2 separate regions of the Homo sapiens genome follow, and region 1 is linked to region 2. Evidence: read pairs that join two places in POLR2A ChIA-PET (ENCODE). Cell type or tissue: OCI-LY7. All regions are shown on one strand.

Evidence for each region. Peaks named below come from ENCODE experiments on the same cell type or tissue, not always from the same donor. Only the 100,000 strongest peaks of a DNase experiment are listed, where the experiment ranks them.
Region 1: POLR2A ChIA-PET joins it to region 2 with 14 read pairs; 2 of 35 experiments call an interaction of 5 or more read pairs at or near these places.

The regions. Positions count from the first base shown.
Region 1 is chr19:11,043,110-11,051,109 of GRCh38, reverse strand. All of the region lies in intron 30 of SMARCA4 (SWI/SNF related BAF chromatin remodeling complex subunit ATPase 4), which reads right to left. Among named protein-coding and RNA genes, the nearest start is that of LDLR, 42 kb to the left of the region's middle. RefSeq lists enhancers at 1,684-1,973, 2,064-2,113, 4,711-4,760. In OCI-LY7, a CTCF peak has its summit at 2,511; DNase peaks (open chromatin) are centred at 1,499, 1,819, 3,039, 4,319 and 2 weaker places; H3K4me3 peaks cover 3,023 bases; H3K27ac peaks cover 5,741 bases.
Region 2 is chr19:12,683,463-12,691,462 of GRCh38, reverse strand. It overlaps GNG14 (G protein subunit gamma 14), which reads right to left and starts at 3,465. Exons shown (of 1, transcript NM_001316692.2): 1 at 3,041-3,465. The coding sequence starts at 3,414. The coding sequence ends at 3,091. FBXW9 (F-box and WD repeat domain containing 9) reads left to right here. Exons shown (of 10, transcript NM_032301.3): 4 at 9-121; 5 at 206-297; 6 at 1,353-1,501; 7 at 1,589-1,702; 8 at 1,833-1,922; 9 at 2,026-2,091; 10 at 2,173-2,547. The coding sequence ends at 2,247. RefSeq lists an enhancer at 7,840-8,000. In OCI-LY7, no CTCF peak of the experiment used is centred here; no DNase peak of the experiment used is centred here.

The DNA.
Region 1 (8,000 bases), 1.6 Mb after region 2:
TCCACAGGGAACCTGACCGCAGGCTGCGTGGGCAACTCCATCCATGACTTTTAGGCCCCCTGAGCCCTCTGCCATGGTTATGTTGGACCCAGTGCCCTGCACCCAGCCTATGCCCATAAGTGGGCATGCCTGGGGCTCATCTGCTCGGTGCCCTCATCCAGCCAGTGCCTGCACAGCACCAGGGTCCAGGCTATGTGCCAAGCAGACCATAGACCTGGAACCACAGGCCAAGGGCCAGACAGCCCTGAGGAGCCCCCCTGTCCCCAAGGAATGGCTCCCACTCCTGCCCACCCTCCACCTGCACCCTTCCCTCAGGGGCCCTGCCCTGGGGGCTTGAAGGAGTGTGACAAACACTTTCAAGCCTTGGGATGACCTCTCCTGCAGAATGTTTCAGGCAGGTCTGAAACATTCAGACAATCTGTTTCATTGTTTTTCTTGCACAAGGTATAACCACTCAACTCTGAAGAGCCAGGAGGGACAGTGCTTGTGGAAAGGCAGGGAAACAGTGCAGACAGGCCTTCAGCAGTAGCAGCCAGCCCCTGCCAGACCCAGGCCAAAGCTGTCACCACGAATTGGCAAGGCAGCAGCTCAGGCCCTGGGCTAGGGACCATCGTCCCCTCCCACAGTGCACACAGTGCTGGCGTCTGGGCTGTGTGCCTGGCCACGTTATTTCAGTCAGGCCCCTGTGCTGCAGACGTGGAGACTGAGGCACAGAGACAGGTGTGGAGTGCAGATCTTCACTGCATTCAGGTCCCTCCTACAGTAACCACAGGGCTGCTGCCTCCAGGCAGTGGGGAGTGGGAATGGAACCCAGAGGGCCCGCCTGGTGGGGCCAGAGCTCTTGTGAGGCTTAGCTGCGGCAGCCTGGACCCGTCACCGTCTTTCCGAGCTGCCCGAGCATAGTCTGCAGCCATTGTGCCCCTCTAGCCCTGAAGCTGTGCACGTGTCTCCTGACCTCAGCACAAGCATCAAGTTCAAGTTCAACACCACCGTCTAGCACAGTCTTTTTTTTTGAGACGTAGTCTCACTGTCACCCAGGCTGGAGTGCAGTGGTGCAATCTTGGCTCACCGAAACCTCCTCCTGGGTTCAAGCGATTCTCCTGCCTCAGCCTCCCAAGTAGCTGGGATTACAGGCGAGTGCCACCATGCCTGGCTAATTTTTGTATTTTAATAGAGACGGGGTTTTTGCCACGTTGGCCAAGCTGTTCTCAAACTTCTGAGCTCAAGTGATCAGCCCGGCTTGGCCTCCCAAAGTGCTGGGATTACAGATGTGAGCGCCTGCGCCTGGCCCGCATGGTCTTTATTGTAGCAGCATCTCTGCCCTATCACTGTCGCAGGCAGGCTGGTGGCTGGCGGGGTGGTCTTTAGCAGGCTGCTGGCTGAGCCCACATGGACCAGCAGATGCCCTTCTCTGAGCCCTTACCAAGCACACCAAGGGTGTGCCCCCTGACACACATGCGGCCTTGACACTTGGACACAGTGCCCCAAATGCCTCAGCCACCAGCTGCTGACTGCTATAAAGAACCCAGGGAGGGAGGCAGAGGTTGCAGTGAGCCAAGACTGTGCCACTGCACTCCAGCCTGGGCTACAGAGCAAGACTCTGTCTCAAAAAAAAAAAAAAAAACACAGAACCCAGGGAAGAAGGTATCAACTGGCAGTGTACAGCCCCACAAGCCCGAACCTGACCCGAAGCCACAGAGAACGTTTCTGCATGTTCTGATTTTAAAGTAAAATCTCCTACATGTAACTTAATTTCTTAATTCTGGTTTCGATTTCTGGCAGGTTCCTCAATGTGGTTTGAGATTTCAAACCACCAAGGAGAAACGCCCTTGGCTAAGGGCAGGTGTGTGGCCCAGGGCCCCTGTGAGGCCCCTGGTGCTGGCGCAGCCCCACTCAAGCCCCTAGCCTCCCTCCAGCCTCTGCATGCACTGTGTCCTCTCTGCCTGGGACACTTGTCCCTCTCCTCCCAGTGGACACTGCTCACACTTCCTGTTCTGCTTACGTGGCCCTTCCCACTGGAGCCACCACAAGCCCCTGGACAGCAGAAGCCAGCACTGCCGGCATGGTACCACAGAACACTCCAGCCTGTTCCTACTGTGGCCCCTGAGCAGGAGGGGCATGTCACTGCACTCTGTGTATACAATGTAAAGGACCGTGGCTGTGACAGCTGGCAGTGCCACACTCCAGGGCCTTGGGAGGAGCGGCCTCATGGCTGTGAATCTGAGTGCAGAAGAACAGAGTATAAGATTCCCAGGCAAGACAACTGTACACGTATGATGAGGTCAACACAGAGGTCACGTCAAACACAATTCTGCCAGAATAAAACACGAACTAGGGGGCTGCAAGTATCTCCAACGATCAAAAGCAATATTTGAAAAGATTCCACCTGACAGGAAGGGCGTCCCTGCCTCTCCAAAAGGGTCTGGCCCCAACACAGCAGCGGGTGCCCAGCTAAACCACTTCTGTCCTCAGGTGTCGCCACCTAGACGGACCATGTGGCTCCCACCTGCAGTCATGGGCACACTCTCCAGCTCGGCGAGGCAGGCTCCTGACACCGAATCCAGAGGACAACGTCCCGTGTTCACTCTTTGAATTGTTAGAACTCAGGTCTACACAGATGCCAGTCTCTTTTCAGGCTTCACATTTAACTCAATTGCAGAGCTGAACTACTTAGAGGGTTCTGGAGAGCCAACTAAAAAACAAAAATTCCGGCCAGGCATGATGGTGGTGTGCACCTGTAATCCCAGCTACTTGGGAGGCTGAGGCAGGAGAATCACTTCAACCTGGAAGGTGGAGGTTGCAGGGAGCCGAGATTGTGCCATGGCACTCCAGCCTGGGTGACAGAGTGAGACTCTGCCTCAAAAAATAAATAAAAAAAAAAATCCAATTAAACAAAAAGAAGTTTTTTTTCTTTTCTTGGAAAGGAGCAATTCAAAGTTGGAGACAAAAAAGTGAGCTGTTAGCTGTGTCTGACTTTATTCCATTCAAGCTCTTCTCAGCCTGGTGCAGCTGTGTGGGGCCAAGGAAGGGCCGAGTGACATGAGCACCACCTGCCATGCAGTCGGTGGCGAGGAAGCTTCCAGGGATCTGACAGATGTGTCATACAGAATGTAACTTCTAGACAATGATGGGCAAATAATAATAATAATAAAAAAGAATGTAACTTCGCCCCAAATGAGGTCTGGCTTTTGCCTGGGGCTCCTGGGAGGTGATCTCTGAGTCCTTAGAATGTCACACCTAATGGCTGTCTTTGTTTACGTGGGGTCTGGGACCAGTCCTAGGTTGGGGCTTTGGGCTATGTAGTTTCTGCTCACCTGCAGAGGGGCTGGAGATGGAGGTCAGCCACGTGGGTAGCCAGCTGTGTCTTTGTGACCAAGTCCCAGTAAAAATGCTGGACACAGGGTGGGTACGGTGGCTCATGCCTGTAATCCCAACACTTCGGGAGGCTGAGGCGGGCGGATCACTTAAGGTCGGGAGTTCGAGACCAGCCTGGCCAACATGGTGAAACCCCATCTCTACTAAAAAATACAAAAATTAGCCAGGCGTGGTGGCGCGAGCCTGTAATCCCAGTTGCTCAGGAGGCTGAGGCAGAAGAATCACTTCAACCCAGGAGGCAGAGGTTACAGTGAGCCAAGATAGTGCCACTGCACTCCAGCCTGAGTGACAGAGTGAGACTGCATCTCCAAAAAAAAAAAAAAACCTCTGGACACGGAGGCTTCTCTGGTTGGCAGTGCTCTGTGTCAACGTCACCGGGAACATCAGCGCTGTCTTCAACTCCACAGGGAGGAGACAAAGGAAAGCCCTGTGTCTGGAACCGTCCAGATCACCTCAAGTGATCCGCCCACCTTGGCCCCCAAGAGGCCCCATACATCTCTTGCCTTGGTTGATTTTAATCTGTAGCCTTGCACTGTAATAAATCATAACTGCAAGCGTAACAACCGCTAGGGCTCTCGGGGTCCTAGAGAATGACGGCACTTGAGGGTGATCTTGTGGACTTTTCCCACCCTGTGGACCCTGAGTTTGTCTTCCCTCACAGCTTCAAATTTAGTTAAGAATATCAGAAATATCCATTAAGTACACCAATTTTGTACCCAAACATCATGTTTGAAATTATTGCTAAATGGAGGCAGCTTTTCTTTTGCTTTTTTTTTTTTTTTTTTTGCAACAGGGTCTCACCTCTGTCACCCATGGTGGAGTGCAGTGATGTGATTATACCCCACTGCGGCCTTGACTTCTTGTGGTCCTTCTGCCTCAGCTTCCTGAATAGCTGAGTCAACAGGAGTGCACCACCACGCCTGGCTAATTTTTGTATTTTTTGCATAGGCGGGGTCTCCCTGTTTTGCTCAGGTTGGTCTCGTACTCTTGGTCTCAAGGGATCCACAAGCCTCACAGCCTTACAAAGTTCTGGGATTACAGGCGTGACCACTACGCCCAGCTGAGGTAGCTTTTCAACGACTATCTTTCCTGAGTTGATGTGCCCTATGTGATGTTTTCCTGTGCAAATCACATTACAGTGAGTGGACAGACCCACGCCTGCTGTGCTTCCAGCACTCAGGAGGCTTTCTTTAATAGTCATCTTTGTTGTCCTACTTGTAATTCCAACGTAGTTACTCCCAGTCCAATGGGCGACCCCCAGGTCTGTGAATCCATCCATTCCAGTAAGATGTGAGGTTAAATTGAAAACACAGATCAAATCCCCCACTGAGGCATCCTCCCACATGGATCCCAGGTAAGACAGGAGCATTGCTGTGTGACTGAAATGTTGGTGTCCTCTTCAAAGCAGGTCTCAAAATCTCTACCAGAATCAAATGTCCCGAAACAGAACAGTTTCGATAAAGCAGTCACTTAGCAGTAAGAGTTAAGATTTGGGGTTTTTTTTTTTTTTTTGAGACGGAGTCTCGCTCTGTCGCCCAGGCTGGAGTGCAGTGGCACAATCTCGGCTCACTGCAAGCTCTGCCTCCCGGGTTCACGCCATTCTCCTGCCTCAGCCTCTCGAGTATCTGGGACTACAGGCGCCCGCCACCACGCCTGGCTAATTTTTTGTATTTTTAGTAGAGACGGGGTTTCACTGTGTTAGCCAGCATGGTCTTGATCTCCTGGCCTTGTGATCCGCTCGCCTCAGCCTCCCAAAGTGCTGGGATTACAGGCGTGAGCCACCACACCCAGACTTTTTTTTTCTTCTTTTTTTTAAATAGAGACAGAGTCTCACTATGTTGGCCAGGCTCATCTGAACTCCTGGGCTCAAGTGATCCTCCGCCTCGGCCTCCCAAAGTGCTGGGATTATGGGCGTGAGCCACTGTGCCCAGCCGAAAGTTTTAATTTATTGTATGATTTATCATCAAATCTTACAAAGGCTACAAGACTGACTGTAGCAGCTGGGTGAGCCATTCCCTCTTTTGTCAGATGATATACAACTAAATATGACCCTAAGAGGGCTCTGTGAGTCTAAAACTAAAAAAAAAAAAAAGTGGACTAACACTAGACATACTTTTTGTCTGAAAATATTCAGGTTCTTAATAAGCTGAGCATGCTGTTTCTGTCTTTTCAAAAACCAAGGTGTAATGGAATACAGAGAAGTGTACATATCTCATGTGTACACCTTGGTGAATGTACACATCATATACACATCCAGATCTATAGAGAGAATATCCCCAGTATCCTAGAAGGCTCGTCGTGTGGCTTTCCTGCTATTCCCTCTCTCAAGGTAAGCACTGCTTGGCAGCCATTACTGTGGATCAGCTTCTGACCCTCACAGAACTGGAGGCACACAGTAGGCCCTCTTTTTTTTTTTAGACGGAGTCCCGCTCTGTCGCCCAGGCTGGAGTGCCGTGGCGCGGTCTCGGCTCACTGCAAGCTCCGCCTCCTGGGTTCATGCCATTCTCCCGCCTCAGCCTCCCGAGTAGCTGGGACTACAGGCGCCCACCACCACACCCGGCTAATTTTTTGTATTTTTAGTAGAGACGGTGTTTCACCATGTTAGCCAGGATGGTCTCAATCTCCTGACCTCGTGATCCGCCCGCCTCGGCCTCCCAAAGTGCTGGGATTACAGGCGTGAGCCACCGTGCCCGGCCAGTATGCCCTTTTTAGTGTCTGGCTTCTTTCACTCAACAAAATGTAAGCTTCTTCCAGGTAGCAGTACTATGTCTGTTTTCACAGCTGTTTGGGGCCCTGTACGATTAGGCCTCCACTGATCCATGCCCCTGTAGATGGACACTGGGCTGATTCTTGTTTTGGGAGATTATGACCAAAGTGGCTATGGACACGTCTGTCGGTGTGGACAGATGCACTCAGCTCTCCTGGGTAGAACGAGGGCTGCAGGCTGCTGGGTCAGAGGGTATGTACAGGCTGAGCCTCAGAAAATATTATCTTCTGCAGTTCGATGGTTAAAAACAAACAAAGCAAAACAGAAGAGATTGCCAAAGAGCTGCATACTCCTACACGCAGGGTGTGAGGCCAGACTGCTTCAGACTTGCCAGCACTGATGGGCATTCGGCCGTTCTGGGGCGGGTGCTGGTGCAAGTCACTCTGGTTTTAACGAGCATTTTCTTGAAGTTGTGATGCTAATGCAATGACGTGAGCACCTTTCCCCACATTGATTAGTCCTGGGATGTCCTGTGTAAGGAGGCGTCTGTTCCCGGCTCTTGTCCAGCTTTAAATTGTGTTGTCTTTTCCTCATCTATGAGGAGTTTTCACTGTCTCCATCAGCGTGTCCATTAATAAACAGATGTTATTAATTTCAGTGAGGTCTAATTTCTCAATTGTTTGTGATTAGTGGCTTTTGGCTCCCGTGGAAGAAATCGATGCCTACTCATGAAGATTTTCTCCCGTGCTTTCTTCTAGAATTTTGTTTTACCTTTCACGTTCTTACATCCACAGTCCATGTCACGTGGATCCAAGTGCATGGTGTGTGCGTGTGTGGGGGTGGTCGAGGCTCATCCTCTCTACGTGGATACCCAGGAGACCAGTGTGATGGAGACACCCGTGCTTTCCCCACTGCGCTTCAAGGGTCTTCTTTAGGTTGGTAATGTTAAGTTTCCCTCACAAGATTATCATTAGAAATAAAACATGGGGAGGGTCTGTCATTGTCATTAGATTTCTGCGAATTCCCTTTTTTTGTTTTTGTTTTTTGTTTTTCAGGTATTGTCTCACTCTGTCACCCAGGCTGGAGTGCAGTGGTGCAATCTTGGCTCACTGCACCCTCTGCCTTCTGGGTTCAAGCGATTCTCGTGCCCAGCCTCCCGAGCTGGGAGCTCAAGCACGCATCACCATGCCAGTTTAATTTCTATTTTTGTATTTTTTGTAGAGATGGGGTTTTGCCATGTTGGCCAGACTGGTCTCAAACTCCTAACTTCAAGTGATCCGCCCACCTCAGCCTCCCAAAGTGCTGGGATTACACGAGCCACTATACCTGGCCCATGTTTTAAATAAGTATTCTGTATTTATTTCATTTTTTTAAGATACAGGGTCTCATTCCATCACCCAGGATGGAGTGCAGCTGTGTGATCATGGCTCACTGTAGCCTGGACCTGCTGTGCTCAAGTGATCCTCCCACCTCAGCCTCCCAAGTAGTGGGGACCCCAGGCATGTGCTACTGCCCGCAGCTGTATCCCGCACTTTAAGTAACTTAAGTCCTCCACTTGCTTTCCTCTTTGAGGACTTAGCCTTGGAGTTAGGTTTGTGAATTAGAGTCTATATATTTTTTTCTCAATACTGACAACACATGACATTTTCAGATCTGGCATTGAACTTGAATATGTCTCCTTTCCTTCATCATCTGTTTCTCTTCCAATAATAAAAGAACCTTTCTTTTTTTCTCTTTTTGAGACGGAGTCTCACTCTGTCCCCCAGGCTGGAGTGCACTGATGTGATCTTGGGTCACTGCAACCTCCGCCTCCCAGCTTCAAGATTCTCCTACCTCAGCCTCCCGAGTAGCTGGGATTACAGGCATGCACCACTACGCTCGGCGAATTTTTGTAGTTTTAGTAGAGAGGGGGTTTCGC
Region 2 (8,000 bases):
TCCTGCAGGGCTGGGTGTGGTCACTGGCAGCGCAGGACCACCGCGTGTGCTCCGGCTCCTGGGACAGCACAGTGAAGCTCTGGGACATGGCAGCGGATGGGCAGCAGTTCGGCGAGATAAAGTGTGTGGGGGCCTGGGCAGGGGGCCTGCGGGGATAGGACCCTGTCTGGCCACAGCCAAAGCCCTGTGGTCTGTGTGTCCCTAGGGCCAGCTCAGCCGTGCTGTGCCTCTCCTACCTGCCTGACATCCTGGTGACTGGCACCTATGACAAGAAGGTGACCATCTACGACCCCAGAGGTGGGCCAAGGGTCCTGGGGCCCAGGTTGGGAGATGTCATGTTAGGGAAGGAGACACTGGGGCTTCACAGCCTGGCTGGGGTCATAGTCACTTAACCAAATACTCACCACTCAGAGTGGCCATGCTGTGCTGGTACAATACAGGCAACTTGGGCAGCGGGTGAAGGTGAAGCTTGGGCAGCCCTGGGGGCGGGTTAGAGTTCTGGCTGTCCCACTGCCTAGCTGTGTGACCTCCAGACAAGCTTGAACCTCGGTTTCCCCATCTTTGAAATCCAGATAATAATACCACAGCAGCCCCATGGGGTTAATGGGGGAAGATGATAATAGGAACAGTGGTGGATTAACTACGTTTTTTTATGCTGGATGTGGTGGCGCCTACCTGTAGTCCCAGCTACTCCAGAGGCTGAGGCAGTAGAGACAAGGTTTCACCATGTTGGCCAGGCTGGTCATGAACTCCTGACCTCAGGTGATCCACCCACCTCAGCTTCCCAAAGTGCAGGGATTACAGATGTGAGCCACCGCGCCCGGCCATTTTTCTTTTTTTTAAATGGAGAACGGGGTCTTGCCACGTTGCCCAAGGTGATCTTGAACTCCTGGGCTCGGATGATCTGCCCATATCAGCCTCCCAAAATTCTGAGATTACAGGTGTGAGCCACTGTGCCTGGCCTATTTATTCATTCTACTTTTGTTAATTGAAGGGCCAGTGTACCTTGTCCAGGCAGAGCTGGAGCGGGGCTGCGGGATAGGCATGTTTCAGGCCAACCTGAGGGTGGATGCAAGACTGAGACCACCTTGGTCAGCTCTGTGCTAAGAACAGTAGATGGGATCGGAGGAGGGATATGGGATGTGGACGGGGATGGGCAGAGGCCTGGGGCTCCTGTGGAAGCCTGGATTTACCTGAGGCGGGAGAGGAGAGATGGGTCACTCTGTGGGGTGGGGGAATGAGCAGATCGAGGGTTTTGCCAGACAGGATGGAGACCCGGGATGCTCTCATGGGCTGGGGGGGGCCTTCGAGGGGCTCTGATATCCCTCCTCACCGGCCCATCACCCATGAAGCCGGCCCAGCCCTGTTGAAGCACCAGCAACTACACTCCAGACCCGTGCTGACCCTGCTGGCGGATGACCGGCACATCATCTCAGGCAGCGAGGACCACACCCTGGTGGTGGTGGACCGCCGAGCCAACAGCGTCCTGCAGCGTCTGCAGGTGGGCCCTCCCCAGGGGCCTGGAGGGATGGGGACTGTTGCAGGCCCAGCCCGGCCTGAGCTGTCCCGTCCCTTGTCCCTCTCGTAGCTGGACTCCTACCTGCTCTGCATGTCCTACCAGGAACCCCAGCTCTGGGCTGGTGACAACCAGGGCCTGCTGCACGTCTTCGCCAACCGCAACGGCTGCTTCCAGCTTATCCGGGTCTGCTGGAGCTCCTGCCCCTGACTGTCCCTCCCCCCGGGCTTCCTTCCTACCCGAGCCCCTGGTGGTGTGGGGGAGGGCGGGCCTTGGGAGAGCCTCGACTGAGTGTTGCCTGATCCTCCTCCTGCAGTCCTTTGATGTGGGCCACAGCTTTCCCATCACTGGGATCCAGTACTCCGTGGGAGCCTTGTACACCACATCCACTGACAAGACCATCCGGGTGAGGCTCCTGCCCAGCCCCCACCCCAGGACAGTCCCTGCCTCTCCCCTACCTCCATCAGCCAGGGGCACACCTCTTGACCTCGCCCATTGCCCCTCACTAGGTGCACGTGCCCACAGACCCACCAAGGACCATTTGCACCCGAAGGCATGACAATGGGCTCAATAGGGTAAGGTCCTGCCCCATGTGCCCTGCCCAGCTGGCCAGAGCGCCATCGTCCCTGACTCCTCATGTTCCTCCCCCTTCCCAGGTCTGTGCTGAGGGCAACCTGGTGGTGGCCGGCTCTGGAGACCTGTCGCTAGAGGTCTGGAGGCTGCAGGCCTGAGCAGGTGGGCGTGGATGTGGATACTGCCTGCCGGAGGCTGGGCTTCCTCCTCTGTTCTTGGGGGACCATCCCCAATGTTGGTGCTGCCTCCGCCCCGTGGGCCTAGGGCACAAGGAGTCCCAGCCACATTCGGGTGAGCGTCCTGGCCTGGGCCCTATGCCCGGGGGAAGGGTGAAATTGGGGTTCAGGCCCACCCAGGGGGCCGCTTCCCACTCTTGGGCCCTGGTTTTGTTATGATTTGGATGCCCCGCTCTCAGTTGAGAGCGAAGGAGAAATAAACCTGACATGTTGGTGCTTGGGCCTGGAGTGTGAGTGTGGTTTGCCTGCTGGGGTTCTGCCTGTGCCTGCTTGGGGCTGTGGGGCTGCGGGCCTGCATGGGAGTGACTGGGAGAGATAGCAAGTCTGGGCTGGGGGTGCATGTCAGCTGTTGCTGTGCATTTGAAGAGGGAGAGTCCTGAGGATCGTGGGCATCTGTGTCTATGATGTCACGTGTGTGTGTGATGTGTGACGCGTGTGGTGTATAGATTATGACTCAAATCCTGGCCATTTGTCTGCACGGTGGGAAAGGGTACCTGCTCAGGCTATCCCATGGGTGCTGGCGAGGGCAAGAGGGATGGCGTGCTCTCCGTCTGGGGCTCCAGGGTGTGTGTGTGCTGCTGTGGCTGTGACCCCGGGGGCAGGCAGGGAGGGAGGCTGGGCCAGGTACGCACCTGGCCCCTGCAAGCCCAAAGTCCCTCTGGTCTCCCATCTCAGCCCAGCTCAGCCATGCCCTGAGAAGTATTCACTTCATGTTTATTGAGGCCCCCTGGTTTGCCCAGGCCACAGGGTGGCATTGCCCTGGGTTCATAGGATGGCATAGGGCTTCTTCTCCTTGAAGGAGTTGGTGGCGGCCGGGATGCCCACAAGGAAGGGGTCATTCTTGGCCTGCTCCGTGCAGAACTTCAGCAGATCGGCGGCCATCTTTGGACACCTGCAGACCAACTGGTTCAGCCAGACCAGACCCAGGCATGCACCTGTCCCCTGGCCCATGTGTTCCCACCTCTTCCCGCCTCCTGCACTGGCCCCGACCCTCACCTTCACTTGGTCGATGCCTGCCTCCATCTGGAGCTGCTCCACTGCCCAGAGGGCCTGCCCAATGTCACTGTTGATGGCCACCTTGCTGGACATCTGGGTAAAGTGGGCAGGCCGTGGGCAGCAGGCCCAACCTCAGTCCCCTAGGGGGAGCCTAGGGCTGCCCGAGGGTTCCCACACCTCCTTCTATGTTCCTTGGGGGCTGCAGGATGAGGGTGGCTGCTCCTGGACCCATCAGGCCCACACACCTCGGCTAAGGGCTCCGGCCCAAGTCACCTCTGGCTGCCTGGTCCTCTGGTGGCCACCCTGCTGTGGCTCCCTCCCCAACCCAGCCTGTCCTCTTCAACCCCCTTTTCTCCCTCGGCTACCCCTGCAAAGACTTTGAAGCCAGGGCTCTCATGGAGTGAAATGTCACCAGCTGCAGCAGCAGCTGCTGCCTCGGCTGAGGGGGTCCCTGCCCCAGGAGGCCCTGTGGCTCCTCTGGTGTCATGTGTCACCTGGGTCCCTGTGGGCTAGGTGCCTTGGCTGGGGGAGTGAGGAGGCCCTGGCCTCCCCCTGGCCTGCTGGATCTCCTGCTAACTGTTCCCAACACATCTGCTTTGTCAGCCTCTGCCATCTCCAACATGCAGCCTTGCCTCTCCTCCTGTTGTCGCCACTGCTCAGGCTCAAATCTCCAATGCCTTCGTTCTTTTTTTTTTTTTTTTTTTTTTTTTTGAGAGAGAGTCTTGCTCTATCACCCATGTTGGAGTGCAGTGGTGCGATCTCAGCTCACTTTCAACCTCCACCTCCCGGGCTCAAGTGATTCTCCTGCCTCAGCCTCCTGAGTAGCTGGGATTACAGGCGTATGCTACCACACCCGGCTAATTTTTTTTTTTTTTTTTTTTTTGAGATGGTATTTCGCTCTTGTTGCCCAGGCTAGAGTGCAATAGCGTGATTTCGGCTCACTGCAACCTCCGCCTTCTGGGTTCAAGCGATTCTTCTGCCTCAGCCTCTCGAGTAGCTGGGATTACAGGCATGTGCCACCATGCTCGGCTAATTTTTTGTATTTTTAGTAGAGATGAGGTTTCACCATGTTGGTCAGGCTGGTCTTGAACTCCTGATCTCAGGTGATCCACTTGCCTCAGCCTCCCAAAGTGCTGGGATTACAGGCATGAGCCACTGCGCCCGGCCACACCTGGCTAATTTTTGTATTTTTAGTAGAGAAGGGGTTTCACCATGTTGGCCAGGCTGGTCTCGAACTCCTGACCTCAAGTGATCCACCTGCTTCGGCCTCCCAAAGTGCTGGGATTACAGGTGTGAGCCATCGTGCCTGGCCTTCTTTTCTTTTTTTAAGCCCAGGTTCTCGCTCTGTCGTCCAGGCTGGAGTGCAGTGGTACAATCATAGCTCACTGTAACTTCAAACTCCTGGGCTCAAGTGATCCTCTCAACTCAGCCTCCTGATTAGCTAGAATTATAGGCGTGAGCCACCGTGCCCTGCTAATTTATGTTTTTAACTTTTTGTAGAGATGGTTCTTACTATGTTGCCCAGGCTGGTCTTGAACTCCTGGCCTCAAACGATCCTCTTGCCTTGGCCTTCCAAAGGAATTATAGGCATAAGCCACTGAGCCCTGCCCCGAGATTCTAATATGTGCCCAGCACTGTGCAAAAACCCAAATTAGCAATGAAACAAGACAAAACCTTGCCCTCATGGAGCTGCCTTTCTAGTTAGGCAGGGATGGACAACAGAAAATGTACTCAGTGAAAGAGTATACATGTGAAAGGGCATATGAAAGAAGAATAAAATCAAAGTAAAGGGGAGAGGAGTGGTCAGGGCAGGCCTCTCAGAGGAGGTGACATTTGAACTTAGGCCCAAAGGAGGAGAAGGAACTGAGAAATGGGGTGTTCTAGGCAGAAGGAGCGGCAAGTACCTGACTCCTTGGACAAAAAAGAGCTTGGTGGGTTCCAGGAATAGCAAAGAGGTCTGTGTAGCTGGAGAGGAGAGAGGGAGGGAGGGCCAGCATGGTGGGAGATGGCAGCAGGGAGGTTGAGAGGTGCCCTTTAAGGCCACTGTGAAAAGCTTGGATTTTACTCCCAGGGGGAAGCTACCATTAGGAGGTTTTAACAGTGACATGTTTGATTTATGGTTAAAGAGCTGTGGCATGCACCTGTAGTCCCAGCTACTGGGGAGGCTGAAGTGGGAGGATCACTTGAGGCCAGGAGGTCGAAGCTGCAGTGAGGTGTGATTGTCCCACTGCACTCCAGCCCTGGTGACAGAGTGAGACCCTGCATCAAAAAAAAAAGCTCAGCGGCTGGGCACGGTGGCTCATGCCTGTAATCCCAGCACTTTGGGAGGCTGAGGTGGGCGGATCACGAGGTCAGGAGATCAAGACCATCCTGGCTAACATGGTGAAACCCCGTCTCTACTAAAAATACAAAAAATTAGCTGGGCGTGTGGCGGGCGCCTGTAGTCCCAGCTACTTGGGAGGCTGAGGCAGGAGACTGGCGTGAACCCGGGAGGTGGAGCTTGTAGTGAGCCGAAATCACACCACTACACTCCAGCCTGGGCGACAGAGCAAGACTCCGTCTCAAAAAAAAAAAAAAAAAAAAAAAAGCTCTCTGATTTTAGCTGTTAGGTGGGAGATGGGTTGGAGGATACCAAAGCCAGCTTGCAGGCTATGGGGATAAAGAAAACACCTGGATTTCGGACCTACTTTATAGGTAGAGGTTGGCAGACATGCTGAGAAGGATGGATGTGGGGTGTGAGAAAAGGGGAGACAGCAAGCTGCGCTCCTCATTTTTAATTTTTATTTATCTATTTTTGAGACGGAGTTTCGCTCTGTTGCCCAGGCTGGAGTGCAGTGGCACCATCTCAGCTCACTGCAACCTCCACCTCCCGGGTTCAAGTGATTCTCCTGCCTCAGCCTCCTGAGTAGCTGGGATTATGGGTGTGCGCCACCACACCCGGCTAATTTTTGTATTTTTTAGTAGAGACGGGGTTTCGCCATGTTGTCCAGGCTGGTCTCTAACTCCTAACCTCAGGTGATCTGCCCTCCTTGGCATCCCAAAGTGCTGGGATTACAGGTGTGAGCCACCGCGCCCAGCCCCAATCCCTATTTTTCAGTCTAGTGGATGAGTGGAGGGTGGGGCCGTTTGCTGAGATGCAGAAAGATCAGGGATAGGTGGAGAGGGAGCTGAGGGGGCAACTTTGAGGTCCAAGCGAGGATGTCAAGGAGGATGTCTGTCTCCTCCAACAAGGTAGGCTCATTCCAGCCTCACGGCTTTTGCTGTTCTGTCTTCCCATGTGCAGGAAATGGCCTCTCTGCATCTTCACATACGGGGATTTTCTCAGCCTTCTGGCTTTGGCTCAAATCTCACCTCCTTGGCGTCCTTCACCCATCCCTCCAACTAAAATCCCGAACTCCTCCACCTAAAGACTCAAATTATCCTGTTTAAATCCTGATTGCGCTGGGCGCGGTGGCTCACACCTGTAATCCCAGCACTTTGGGAGGCCGAGGCAGGCAGATCACCTGAGGTCAGGAGTTCGAGACTAGCCTGACCAACATAGTGAAACCCCATCTCTACTAAAAATACAAGAATTAGCCGGGCGTGATGGCTCATGCCTGTAATCCCAGCTACTCGGGAGGCTGAGGCAGGAGAATTGCTTGAAACTGGGAGGCAGAGGTTGCGATGAGTGGAGATCGCGCCATTGCACTCCAGCCTGGGCAACAAGAGCGAAACTCTGTCTCCAAAAAAAACAAAAAACAAAAAAGGCCTGATAGCACTCACCACTATTGTTAACTTTCTATCTTCCCAATCAGATTGTGGGCTCCAGTAGGGCAGGGTCCACATCTTGGTCTTGTTCACCACTAAATCCTTAGTGCCTAGCACGGAGCCCACCATAGAGAATAGACTACATGAATTGTAGAGTGAGTGAATAATCCTGTTGGCCGTATGCACTGTTAGGAGGGTGTGTTTGAGATACAGATGACACCCAGGGTCTCACATTCTTGCAGGAGGGAAAGAGACGTCAGCCCTGGGTCCCAGAAGAGGCCACTGACCCAGTGGGAGTTCAGGGAAGGCTTCCCAGAGGAGGTGGAGGTGACAGCTGCAGCTATAAGGGAAGGAAGAACAGAGCGTTATGCAGCATGTGAAGGCTTTGGAGACTTGTGAGGGCACGAACCGGGCTCACTATCCCATTAGACAAAAGTGGCTGAGGAAGGATGAAACTGTGTCTAACTCTGCCTGGTGACCGAAATCTTGTCCATGGGTGACGCTTAAGAAGTGACCCTCGGCCGGGCGCAGTGGCTCACGCCTGTAATCCTGGCACTTTGGGAGGCCAAGGCGGGCGGGTCACGAGTTCAGGAGATCGAGACCATCCTGGCTAACACGGTGAAACCCCATCTCTACTAAAAACAGAAAAAATTAGCCGGGTGTGGTGGCGGGCACCTGTAGTCCCAGTTACTCGGGAGGCTGAGGCAGGAGAATGGCATGAACCTGGGAGGCAGAGCTTGCAGTGAGCCGAGATTGCGCCACTGCACTCCAGCCTGGGCGACAGAGCGAGACTCTGTCTCAAAAAAAAAAAAAAAAAAAAAAGTGACCCTCATAAAAAAATTAGCTGGGCACGATGGTGCACACTAGTCGGAATGCTGGGGTGGGAGGATGACCTGAGTCCGGGAGTCAGAGGTTGCAGTGGGCCGAGATCG